Regions from separate parts of the Homo sapiens genome. Here all the other regions are linked to region 2. A link is a contact called in ENCODE Hi-C or POLR2A ChIA-PET data. All regions are on one chromosome and are shown on one strand. Each heading gives the region's core, a stretch centred on a gene start or an enhancer-like site at or near the end of the contact. The rest is flanking DNA. Distances are from core to core; before and after follow the strand shown. Region 1 overlaps LOC107987087 (a long non-coding RNA gene). Region 2 has its middle 500 kb from the start of SPATA31D1. Region 3 overlaps LOC107987087 (a long non-coding RNA gene).

Region 1 (4,275 bases), core at 940-3,439, 120 kb before region 2:
TCAGCTCTAGAGAAGAACTCCTTCCTTTCTGGGTAAAAATTCTAACTGCCATGGAGTGCAGTTTCCACTTCCAGCAAATGGGGTTCTGCTTATAAGACAAAGTTTAAGAGCTCACTCCTGAGCCAGGGGGCAGGGTTCTATCTACTCATTGTCATTAAGGTCCCACCTAACCTTCAGTGACTGGAAGGCTTTCAGAGCTGGGCCACCACAAGCTCCTTGCTCTTGATGATCTCTAGATTCGGGGTGCATCTCCCACCTTGCCCAAGCAAACTCAAGCTTCATTTGGCAGTTTGCTGCTTTTGTTAAAGAGCAAGCTCACTGAGGAGCAAGACGTTGGAACTCAAATTCTGGTCTCTAGATGGCAGTCTAGCCCTGCTAAATCTGACTACTCCCCTATCCTGGGTGAATTGCAGAAGCTACCGCTAAAAATAAAACCTAACCCAGGAAAATCTATAGAGGGGGCATAACAAGATTCAGATATTAATTTTTGGTTGATGGCAAGTTAATGATTGGGCTTAAGCACCAGGTTGGAAACACATGTCTATGAACATGCTAAAAATGCTGTTTGGCAGTCCTTCTAATTTGACTGCATACAATTCAAGAGCGATGAATATGAACAGCTCTACCATGGAATGAGCTCCTCGTCTGAAATGTTGCCTAATACCAGAAAGGCAAGAATGTGGCCATCACCAAATTACTAGGGCCTTTTTATGCATTGTCTATTTACATACAAAATATTTAGTCAATAAAATCTAGATGGGATAGTGAGTTTCATAAAGAACATTCACGATGTCCTGAAAATTTTCAGCAAAATGGAATGGCTGTTGGCATTGATAATGAAAGAAACCTTTTGACTGACTCATCTTTCAAATAGTTGTATTCACCTTGTGTGGATGAAGCACATGAGTTCAGTGTTGAGTTTGAGCTGGTGCTTAGCTAAACATTGTAAAATCTTGATCTGGAAGAGACCTTAAGGGTCATTTCTGTCCAACTTTTTACTGTACAGATAGAAAAGCCAAGCTCCAGACACCACGCAAGACCTGAAGACTTGGCAGCTGAGCAGACTTCCAACTGACTCCAAGAGGAGATTTGGACTTGGAATAGTGTGCACTTGGTCTTGTGTGCACAGTTTACTTCCAGTCATATGTAACTGTTATGTGTCAAAACAGCTCTCTATTAAGTGCAAATTGTAATGATACATCCAAAAGCTATTTCCATTTAGTTTGTTCATTTAAAATATGCTCTTGAAATTAAAAATAAAATACAGAACCTAGGCTATATTAGAATATCTTCTGAGTGTATCTTCTGAGTGTGAGAAGGCTTGGCTAGATGCATTAGTAAGAGCTCAGATAGGAACCTGTGTGGTGCTGCAGAAAAGACAGTGGAATGAGGGGACCAGAGACCATTGTGTAACTTTGCTGTGGGGCTGCTGGAGCACATCACTTTGCCTCAATATTCTCACCTGTAAAATGGTGATAATAAGGTTGTCCCTGCCTGCTTTGTAAAATAGCTGTAATGATCAAAGTACAAGAAGGGAGTAAAGGTACTTTGTGGAGAGCTGTACAAACAGACAGTGTAGTTTTTAACATCCCAAATAAGGAAATTTGGACCCCAAAATAAAGTATAGTAAAAAATATATAAACTGTTTTTTAATCTTTAAAAAAAATTGTCTAAGTGGAAAAAGACCACTTCTCCAATTGTATTTCATTTATATAAAATATCAAGAATAGGAAAATCCCTACAGACAGAAAGCAGATTGGTGGTTGTTACAGGTTGGGGAAGGCAGGGAGAGGAGTGAATGCTTACGTGTATGAGGTTTCCTTTTGGTGTGATGAAATTCTTTTGTAGCTAAATAAATGCAGTGGTTGTTCAACATTGTGTGTGTATTAAATGCCACTGAATTGTTCGCTTTAAAATGATTAATTTTATGTTATGTAAATAAAAATTCAAGAGGCTTGTGTGTATACATATACATATGACTTGGCTGGAGGGAGGAGTGGTCCCAGGAGTGTTTGTACAGATGATTTTATAAGTGTAATCTCAGACTCACAGGCTCCTTTATAAAAATGTGTTTCTGAAGTTTACTTTCAGTTGCTGTTAGTGTTTGCTTATCTCTATGAAACTAAGCCCAGTGGATTCTGTCCACACCAGGCCACTGGGTAATGTCCAAGGATAACATGTGCTGTGAACTCCACAGATGCTGAGACAAATGCCCTTTGGCTTCTTGGGTCCTCTGACCCTACTAACCAGTTGCTATGAGAGTTGTTTAAGACACGAGATTTAGGGGAGGAAAGCACCACTTCACTGGTCCTCTTCAGTCCAGTCTTGACAATTTACCACTGCTAGAAATTAGACTGCTGCTTGAAATAGTTTCAGATGCTGACATTTTTCCCCATAGTTGGCAAATCTTGGCTTTTGTGTGTTTAAATTTCCTCTGTGGACCTCTTCTCTGAGCTTCAAAGAGAATTGCTGTTTCATGGTATCAATTTTCTCACTGTAGGACATTGCCTTCTGATCTTTGCAAGGGTCCTGCTTCTATTCCAAACTGATGGGGGTATTTACAAAGGCTGTCAATTAATATCAAGAGTATTTTTGGACTTCATTTATCATACAAATATTGAGAAGTGAATATTAGTCACCAACATGTTTCTATATGTATATGAATAATGGGATATTACATACACAATTTGAGGTGCAAAAATTTCACAGAATGACTTACTTGATATTTTCCATGAATCATTTGTTAGACTGAAAAATAGATTTTATTTTGTTAGACAAAATAAAAACAAAACAAAAAATACCCCAAATCTAGCTTCTATTAGATATCATAGAATCGCAGAATATCAGTGCTGCAATGGACTTTTCTATGCATCCATCCAGCCAATTAGGTGATGTTGAATATATCTCAGTAAGGCCTATCAGATTGTTTGCTCTAAGCTTGATGAGGAGTATTTGAGCATTAGAAAGTTCTTCCCTAAATTGAGCCACATTTTATCACCCTATGACTTCTATTACCTAGTCTTGAATATATTACTTGGAGACATTCAGGATAAGTCAAATGTGTCTACCACATGATAGATTTTAAATTATAAAAAGCAATGTTTTCCTTTTTATTTAGGCTAAACATACATAGTTCTTTCAACTGACTCTATTTGCAAAGCTTGAAATTCCTTCATTGTCTTGTCATTAACCCCTGTACAGACTTATGTTTACTCATGTCTCCATGATAATCTGATAACCAGAATAGAATACTGTACATGAAGTATATATAAAGTATACAATGGAGAGGTTAGGATCATCTTTGTAGACTGTATAGTTTTTTGAAGGCAACCAAGTTAATATTTAATGTTTAATATAATTGTGTCTTTGTGTCAGTTATGGGAAAATTTTAATTATTGAATGTGACTGCCAAGGTTGAAGTTTGGGAAATCTAGAGACGTTTTAAAAATAACAACCCATAGCTTAAAAGAATATCAGGAGAGGGAATAAGAGAACTTACGATCATGGAGCCCCTACAGTGCACCTGCTAATGGGGTTGGCATTTTCTACATTTTTGGGGTAGGGGTTAAGATTTACTTGGACCTTAAACTTGAGCTCAGAGAACACCTCCTCTGTGAGGCAGTCCCTGATTATCTCTTCCTGCTTATAATACCTCATACAGGCCTCTTCTATTGAACTGTTCACCCTACATATAATTATTGTTTACATGCCCACTTTCTCCACTAAACTCCTTTACAAGCTCCTTTACAGCACCTGATGTATAACTGGACTCTCATGTGTATTGAATGAATTAATACATGTTAGTCTTTCATTAGTACATCCCAAGTGGCTATTAATTAAGAGGAGGAATCATGTTATCAACTGGAATTCCCTTAGCAAAGCCTTAGATGATCACAGCTTTAAAATGTGTAGTTTTACTCATATATTAGTTCACTGCTCTCATTAAAGACATGCAACATTTTATTTGATAATCCAAAGATAATTTGTTCATAAAAATCATATTTTAGCTTCATTTTTTAAAAAGCTAACAATTGTTTATATCTTTATTTCAAAATTAGATTTGGAATCTGTATATAAATATACATATAGGCTCTGATATGGTTTGGCTGTGTCCCCACCCGAATCTCATCTTGGGAAGCCCCTCGCATTTGGTTCTCATTCTGTCTTGCCTGCTGCCATGTAAGACATACCTTTCACCTTCCACCATGATTGGGAGGCCTTCCCAGCGACGTGGAACTGTGACTCCATTAAACCTCATTTTCTTTATAAATTACC
Region 2 (4,282 bases), core at 1,386-3,885:
GAAGAAACTGTTTTTTCCCCTTCTTCTCATTCCTTCTCTCTTTGGGCTCATATTCCTAGACTCCCATATAAATGGCAGACAGAATTGCATCTTATAACATGAAGGATTTTCATTTTTATTTTTTTCCTAATATAGTACTTTATATTATGGGTTACATTATGTGTTAAAAAGTTTTGGGGAGGGCCGGGCGTGGTGGCTCATGCTTGTAATCCCAGCACTTTGGGAGGCTGAGGCGGGTGGATCATTTGAGGTCAGGAGTTGGAGACCAGCCTGGCCAACATGGTGAAACCCCGTCTCTACTAAAAATACAAAAACTTAGCCGGGTGTGGTGGCAGGCACCTGTAATCCCAGCTACTGGGAGGCTGAGGCAGGAGAATCACTTGAACCTGGGAGGCAGGGGTTGCAGTCAGCCGAGGTCTCGCCATTGCACTCCAGCCTGGGGAATAAGAGTGAAACTCTGTCTCAAAAAAAAGAAAAAAAAAAGTTTTTGTGAGAACCTATCATATCCCCCATTTATAACATTCCTTCTACCAGAAATCACAAACTGAATTCCAAAAAACTGGATCATAAATACATATTTGAAACACAACTCACTTTTATTTTATTATTTTTTCTTTTTCAGATGGAGTCTTGCTCTATCGCCAGGCTGGAGTACAGTAGTGTGATCTTGACTCACTGCAACCTCTGCCTCCCGGGTTCAAGCAATTCTCCTGCCTCAACCTCCTGAGTAGCTGGGATTACAGGCGCCCACCACCACACCTGGCTAATGTTTTTGTATTTTTAGTAGAGACGGGGTTTCACCATGTTGGCCAGGCTGGTTTCGAACTCCTGACCTCAAGAGATCCACCTGCCTCGGCCTTCCAAAGTGCTAGGATTACAGGTGTGAGCCACCGGGCCCGGCCACAACCCACTTTTAGATAGAATATGCTGTTTGCCAAAGTGACTAGCATCTCATTACATCTCTTATCTGTCCCCCTTTCCTGAGAACATTCTGATGCTACATGGAAATAAGATAATGGAACATTGCTATTAGGAGGGGTCATACAATGAAAAAAGGATTGCCAGAAGAATAAAACTGTTTATTTTTTTTTCTAATTGAAAAACCCAAGTGACCTCATTCCCTAGGGATGTCTTTTAGCGAACTAGGAACATATTTTGAAACCATATCCCAGCTGGGAAAAAAAGAAACAACAGTAGAGTGAATGAGGGTAAGGTTTCTGGATTTCACAAGAAACAATAGAGTCAAATCAATCAGCAAAAACTCTTCTTGCAAGGAGAATAGCTCAATTAAGGAGAATGGAATGAAGGAGCCTGGGGGGACTCGTTTGCTCATCATTAGCTCACGTGAAGTTCTTGGCACTCTGCTGCCTTTTTCTTTAGTTTCAGCCACAACTTCAGTGCATAACTATTTAAAGGTATCTGTGTGTTGGAGAGCTCTGCTCACTCCAGCGGTGCTATATGGGAATTAGGGAAGCTGGCACAGTGGTTTTGTGGTTATGACTGAGACCAATTAAAGCAATGAAGGTGATGTCTTGCCTCTGATTTATTGCTTCCTAAAAGGTGTAATACAGAATGCATCCCTGTGCTCCTAATCCTTGCTGCTAGAAGGAGGACTGGAAAGAAAAAGAGTAAGGTAAAAAATTGTCTTAAGTTTTTCAGTTTCTTGAAAAAGTGTGTGTGTGTATGTGTGTTGCCCATTTATTTGGAACTTTACAATTCATTCTAGAATCTTTGTTAAAAGTGTGTGTAAAGACACAGGTTGGTAAAATTGGCCTCTCAACTTAATTCAACAAATTCCTACGGCATGTGCTTGTATTCTCCTAGGCAGTTGGATGTATTAGGAATGAGCGTCATTGCCAACAGCTTGAACAATAACCTGGCATAACATCATGTATCTGCTGGACTAGCTGAAATCCAAGTGACACAAAGGAAACTAGGCTGAAGTATGGGACTTGCTATACAAAAATAAATTCTGTTGAAGGAAAACAAAAGCGAAACATTAAGACCTTCAGAACAGCCAGTATTTCTATGGGGACAGGGTAAAAATCTCAACTTATTAGTCGAAAGAATTTTTCCCCTGGCAGGAAGGAAATGGCCTGCTCTCCTGTTGTGTGAGGCATACAATGAGCTGAGTGGGAAAAGCATGGGATCTTTGTCATGAGTTACACTAACCAACCTCAATCAAATTAGGAAACCACAAATGAGAGGAATTAACTTCTAAGTGAGAGGGTCATCCCTTTATATAAAGGAATGATCTCTTATGCTAACTAAAGGTCTTGGTTTGGAAGACTCATTCAAACAGAAAGTACAGCCTGCCCTGTGGGTACTGTTTCGACTGACTGATTTAAATGCAGTCATAGAAGTACAATGTCATAACTTTCCCTCTAGACAAACAGGTTCTTTATGCCACTGTTTCAGTCGAGGGAGTCAAATAATACCTTTTTTATTGCAGTATTTTTAGACATTGGATACATCTGGAAAAATATTCAAGCAGATAATTAGATTGCATTAGCAATGTGTCTGTTGTGGTTTCCCTGATCCCAGAGAAGGCAGCCCTTTATGAAGCACTTGGCCACAGTATCCACGAAATCTACTGTGTAAATTGGCCCACACTAAAGCATGTGGAAAACATTTTTTGGCTGAAACTCGAAACCATTCATGTGGCTTTGAGACTGGGAAGCTTGGGCTGCCAACATCAATAGAACTTTGTACTACAAACCCAAATGGTCATTTAGACATGTGTACTTCTCTGCTCACAAATGCACTGAGGTCAAATATTTTTTAATCTTGGGAATTTTTTCTCTTTATACAGCCTCATATTTCATGCAGGAAATGAGACTGAGTACAACAAACACAAATCATTGAGACTGACAGAGCATATTGGGTTCAAAACCCAAGCCTTGACTCTAATTGCTCTCCAAAGGCCCCTGGCTCAAGGTAACTGTTGATTTAGTTCAGCTGTTTTCAATCAGCACTGTAAGGTCTCACTAAGACAAACTGGTGAGGCCGCGTTACATTTGTACCCGGGGATCCCTTGAGTGTAAGTATAACACAGTTAGCATTTTAAAAATTGCATTTGTCTGTACGCTGCAGGCAGTAATTACAAGCAGGCAAATCTTTTGTGAAAGATGCTGTAACCTTCCTTCTAGTGAAAGAGTGATGATGGCTTCTACAGGAGGAAAAATAATGTTTCCATTCAGAGTTCAGAGAGGAGGCCCGCCTCTTTTCAAATGGTTGCCAAACTTGACAGCCAGTTTGTTGTTATATTTTGGTGAATATCAGAGTAACTTATTGCTTGAGGGAGCCAATTTCTTGGTATTACTTAACTGTTGAAGGATTTTAGAAAGCATACTATTCTGAACTCCCAGAGAAGTGATTGCTACCTTCTTAGTTTTTCTACGCAGCCTACAAGTCATAGTAAAAAGTTTAAAGATCTGAATATGTATATTTTTGTTTGGAATAATGTTCTCAATGTGTTGTTGACTTTGAAGTTGCAGAGTGGACTTTAAAATGAATATATTGGATTATCTGGATATGGGCTTGAATTTGCATATGGGAATCAAACGTAAAAGTCTGCTCTAGATTAAAAGGCTGAGATTAAGGACAGACTATGTGCTAATAGTGCCCAGGAGAGCTCAGTTCCATATGCAGTTAACAGCCTCCCAAGGACAGACAGGCTGCTGGGAGACCACAGAATTTTTGTTTCAATAAGTTTGTTGTTACAATTTCATACCTTCATTCTCTGTCTGCACACACACACACACAGACACACACACACATATACACACAGATTCTCCAACACCTGGAAAAGTGTTAGGGACATAGTAGGTGCTAAATAAATATTTGCAACTGACTGACTTTGATGGAACAAATGTTTTATATATATATATATATATATATATATATATATATATATATATATATATATACATATTTAATGGTACCTTACTTCGAGAAGACTAAACATATACTTTTATTTTGTAAATCATATTAATTGTCCAAAGAGTCTTAACTTTTCAATAAAAGCTATTCAATTAAATATTGGCTCATCCAGTTAATTAAAACCAATTTGAAAATTCATTTTACATTCAATTTTTCCTGACTATTCTTGGGAGAAAGAAGCATTTGTGTGCATCTTTAGACATATGAGTGCATGTGTTTATGCCTACGATAATGTGTAAATTTATTTATCTAGGGGCATTTTATATCCATTACCTTTTACAAAGTTCAAATGGTTCCTCCAAGTGCATATGTATATGTAGTTATGTGTATACATCTATAT
Region 3 (4,189 bases), core at 430-2,929, 72 kb before region 2:
GGTGAGACGTGGTGAATGCAGCAATAAGGGGAACTTTCTGCAAAATCCATTAAGGGTGTGTTAGGGGGAATGGATTTTTCTGTAGCTGAGCCTGGAATGGAATAAATGGAAGCACCTCACCTATCTGGCTCTCACTTCTCCTTCTCTCTCTCTTTCTCTTGCTCTCACTTCTCCCTCTCTCTCTCTCTCTCTTTCTCTCTGTCTCTCTCTCTCTATATATATACACACACACAGCTCAGGTTGCCCCATTTTTCTCCCCACCCAGACTCTATTCTACACCTCAAGGGCCCATGTCTTCATGCCTATGGACACCCCAGCCCTTTTGTCCAAGTTCATTCCCAAACCCCTCACCCTCTCAACTGTCAACCACCATCAGGGCAACCCTTGAGCCTGGGGATGTGCACTCACTCCCACAGCCTGGTATATCCTGTGGGATGCCCAGGCCCTGGAAGCAGGCCTATGTTTTTAGGGCTGAGAATTTCTAGCTCCTGGAATGCTCAGAGAATGATCTAGAAAGAACTACACCATGCAATCCAGTAGCCACTAGGCAGACAGTTATTGAGCTCTTGAAATGCAGCTGATCTGAACTGAGATGTGCTGTTAGTGTAAAATATACACTGGAATTTGAAGACTTAGTACCAAAAAGAAAAGAAAAAAAATGTGAAATATCTCAATTTTCATATTGATTTCATTATAAAATTATGTTGGATAGGTTGTTAAACTTAAATTCATTAGCTTCCTTTTGCTTTTTTTTTTTTTTTTAAGACAGTCTCGCTCAGTCGCCCAGGCTGGAGTGCAGTGGTGTGATCTCAGCTCATTGCAAGCTCCACCTCCCAGGTTCATGCCATTCTCCTGCCTCAGCTTCCCGCCATTCTCCTGCCTCAGCTTTCCGAGTAGCTGGGACTACAGGCGCTTGCCACCATGCCCGGCTAATTTTTTTGTATTTTTAGTAGAGATGGGGTTTCACCGTGTTAGCCAGGATGGTCTCGATCTCCTGACCTCGTGATCTGCCCACCTCGGCCTCCCAAAGTGCTGGGATTACAGGCATGAGCCACTGCACCCGGCCTCCTTTTGCTTTTTTCATGGCTACTAGAAAATTTCAAGTCACATGTGGCTCACATTAAGTTTGTATTGGACAGAGCTGGTCTAGACCAGTGGTTCTCAAAGTGTGTTCCCCAAACCCACAGCATCAGCATTACCTAGGAACTTGTAAAAATGCAGATTCTTAGGCCCACCCCCTACTTCCTGAATCAGAGCTCTGTGCCCAGCCATCAGCTTTTGATCAAGCCTCCCAGGTGATGATGATGCGAACCTTTCGTCTAGAAGCAGGAGAGTGCAGCTAGATGCAGAGAATTGCAGGGAAAGAACCAGAGCAAGATCCTTGGAAGACTCAGCGCCGCTGCCCCCCACCCCAAGTTCCACCCCAAGGGCAGTTCTAGTTCTGCCCTTAGCCCTCCTCGAAGGGCCTGCCTGGGGTTGTTCTCCTACATACAAGGAGATGTATTTATTCAAGGGGTTCAGTCACCTCACTAAACAAAATCACTCGCTTAGGCCGGCAAATATTGACTCAAGCTGTTACGCTTTTATGTATTTCAGCAACTCCCAATTTCGAGGGCTCAGCAAGCAAACAAGAACAGGTACAGGAAGTGATTGTGGTGTTTGGGCCCCTGTCTGTTTTTGTGCAGCTGATGCCTGTTGGCCACTGTGTGATGCTGGTTACTAATGACCTTGTAAAGGAGCACTCTGCAGTTGATAAGCCAAAGGCTTTAATAGAATACAAATGCATTTTACATTTCCACTTGAAGAGTTTATTTTAATTGTGTTTTGAAATATACTCTACCCTAAAGGCCCCTCTTTACCCAGCAATGTACATCCTCAAAATAAAACCCTGCAAAGAATGGAATGCATAATGGGGTGCCATGTAATGGGCAGTTTTGCCCTCAGTTTAAGGAGGGCTGCTGGCATTCTTCTGCATATATTTAAATAGGTCTCTGCAGCTTAGGAGGGAGGAAAGGAGCTGTGCACTCATCATGTGTGGTTGTAAAGAATTGGAGTGTCGGAAATTCCTTATAGCCTTTTGTGTTTTCTTTAAGTAGCCTCTTGGTTCTATCTTAATGATGGGAACAAAAAGTTTTTTAGAATTTCTGATGTTAGCTGGAATGCTGGGGGTCATACCCAGAGGTATGAGACTTCAGCATGCACAGGTTGGGAAATGGATGGGAGAGGCCTGGGGGACGGGTCTGGCAGCCTGGGAATTGCAGAATTGCAGGAAAGAGAAGAAAGAACAGATAAGGCAGAGGAAAGCTGGGATTCCCAAAGCCCCTCCTCCATTTCTTCCTTTCTAAATCCTGCTCCCTTATTTGCTCGTACACACCATTTTCTCTCCTCTCCCCCCTCTTTTCATTCTTCTTCATTTTCTTTTCCTCGTCCTTTCTCTTTCTTCATCCCTCCTTTTCCCCTTCTGAAATAAGGTGGAGAAGAGAACCACTGAAAGGAAGAAGGAAGGGAATTGACCCCCTAAATAAATCAAGTGCAGTATTTACCCCTACTTCAGGCACATGTACTTGCATACACTTCCTTATATATCACACATAAGCATTCGCAGGAGGTAATGAATGCACACACACGTGAGATACGTAAGAAAGGTTCTTTAGCTCTAAATCTAGAGCAAAATACCAAAGAACAATGTTGCCAAAGTGACACTGACCCTGAAACCATTCAAAGATTGGTGCTTTGGGCTTTCCTGTTTAAAGTAATCACGTGGGGATGACTAACTCAGGGAACAGAAGGCACCCAGTAAGCTCCCATAAATATTAGCATTATGGCTGCTTCTGTGGCGAAGACTTGCAAATGGAAGGCATTCTGTGGTTAGAAGATCCACTTTACTTTTTTTCTGTCATTTAGACCTCAGTGATGTGGTCAAAGCAGCAAAATTGTAATTAACCCAGTGCTTATTTTCAGTCAAGTTATTTTTTTAAATTAGAAAGTAGATAATTTACATAGGATGCACCCCTTAGTAAGTTAATATTGAGAGCTCTTAGAAACCATTTTTCTCTCTCTCTCCCTGCCCTGCCTCCTTCTTTCTCTGTGACTTTTTCTTCCTTGACATTTCAGATAAAACTCGGTGATGAAACAAAGTTCAGTTCACTGACCAGCTAATCCGTTGCCTAGGGATGACCTGTGATTTTGTTACTGAGAGCACGTGCTAGTGCCAGAGCTCCAACAGGAAACTCGTTCCAAGCCACTGCCCCATTGATTTGCCCTGACTTTAGATAGCTGTCTGTGTTTTCTCAATGCATGGTTTTGGAGGGTCCTGGGGTCCTAAGGCCCAAATGGATTAAACTCTGGGATGCTGAACTAAACATTCTGGGTTTAAGTCTCATCTGGGGTAGAAACACACTTTTCCAGTGGAACTGAGCCTTAGGACAATTCTTTAGCTCCAGATGCTTCTATGTGAGGGAATTAGAAACAACACATTAAGTGTGATGGTGAGATTCTTAAGTTAAGTGGATATGGATGCAGGAATTTTCCCTTCTCACTGTGATAGTCACAGACAAAAAAATAATTTGAGGCAGAACTGACTCAGTCATAAATATAAGCCAAAAAACATATCCACATGATGGTTCACTGTTACAGCCAAGTTCCTCAAAGTGTCATCCTTAGGCTTGTGAAACATGGAAATTCTCAGGCCCCATCCTGAGTTATTGAATCAGAATCTCCAGGGTGGGACCCATCAATTGAGGGTTAAAGTCTGAAAGACATGGCTCTGAGCGAAGAGCCAGAAATTAATATTTTGTTGTTGTTGATGCCTTTTTCCTCCTAGAATTATGTATTTTTTTCCTCAAAGTGAAAAGGATTTTATTTTGTTTCATTTAATTATAAAATCATTTATGTTAATTGTAAAAAAGTTCTGATAAAGGAAAGTTTAGATAAGTTAAAAATCACCAGCAATCCCACTAGAGATAACTATTTATCAACACTTTCATTTTTATTTATTGTATGTGAACAAACACAACTCTGTGAGCAGAGGTGCTGCTTTCATAGAACCATAAGATATTAATGTCATGAGGGAAACTGGAGATTATGTAGGCCCCACCCCCTCACATATATCCAAGAAAACATATATCCTCACATATATCCAAGAAATCCAAGAGTAATTAGCTCTTCATTTATGTTGGGGCACAGGTCC

What was found. Hi-C counts contacts between places; a loop is a spot of excess contacts on that map. ChIA-PET counts read pairs that join two places held with the same protein, here RNA polymerase II (POLR2A). Pooled maps may share reads with other maps.
Region 1: a loop to region 2 is called in a map of HepG2, with 4 times the contacts of the local background. The contact joins two enhancer-like sites. A Hi-C loop is called at or near these places in 4 of 168 maps with a recorded cell type or tissue (HepG2, heart left ventricle, heart right ventricle and 1 more) and 7 of 50 pooled maps.
Region 3: a loop to region 2 is called in a map of heart right ventricle, with 2.0 times the contacts of the local background. The contact joins two enhancer-like sites. A Hi-C loop is called at or near these places in 3 of 168 maps with a recorded cell type or tissue (heart left ventricle and heart right ventricle) and 7 of 50 pooled maps. POLR2A ChIA-PET finds 5 or more read pairs at or near these places in 1 of 52 experiments (PC-9).

Annotation. Positions count from the first base shown.
Region 1 is chr9:82,603,030-82,607,304 of GRCh38, reverse strand. The region is part of intron 2 of LOC107987087 (a long non-coding RNA gene); the gene reads right to left. Among named protein-coding and RNA genes, the nearest start is that of RASEF, 460 kb to the left of the region's middle. Within about 2 kb of position 2,189, at least 4 of the 41 ENCODE cell types and tissues checked have a DNase peak (open chromatin) inside an H3K27ac peak, as active enhancers do.
Region 2 is chr9:82,487,309-82,491,590 of GRCh38, reverse strand. No RefSeq gene overlaps it. Among named protein-coding and RNA genes, the nearest start is that of SPATA31D1, 500 kb to the right of the region's middle. Within about 2 kb of position 2,635, at least 9 of the 41 ENCODE cell types and tissues checked have a DNase peak (open chromatin) inside an H3K27ac peak, as active enhancers do.
Region 3 is chr9:82,558,006-82,562,194 of GRCh38, reverse strand. All of the region lies in intron 2 of LOC107987087 (a long non-coding RNA gene), which reads right to left. LOC105376110 (a long non-coding RNA gene) reads left to right here. Exons shown (of 5, transcript XR_001746780.2): 3 at 1. Among named protein-coding and RNA genes, the nearest start is that of RASEF, 500 kb to the left of the region's middle. Within about 2 kb of position 1,679, at least 3 of the 41 ENCODE cell types and tissues checked have a DNase peak (open chromatin) inside an H3K27ac peak, as active enhancers do.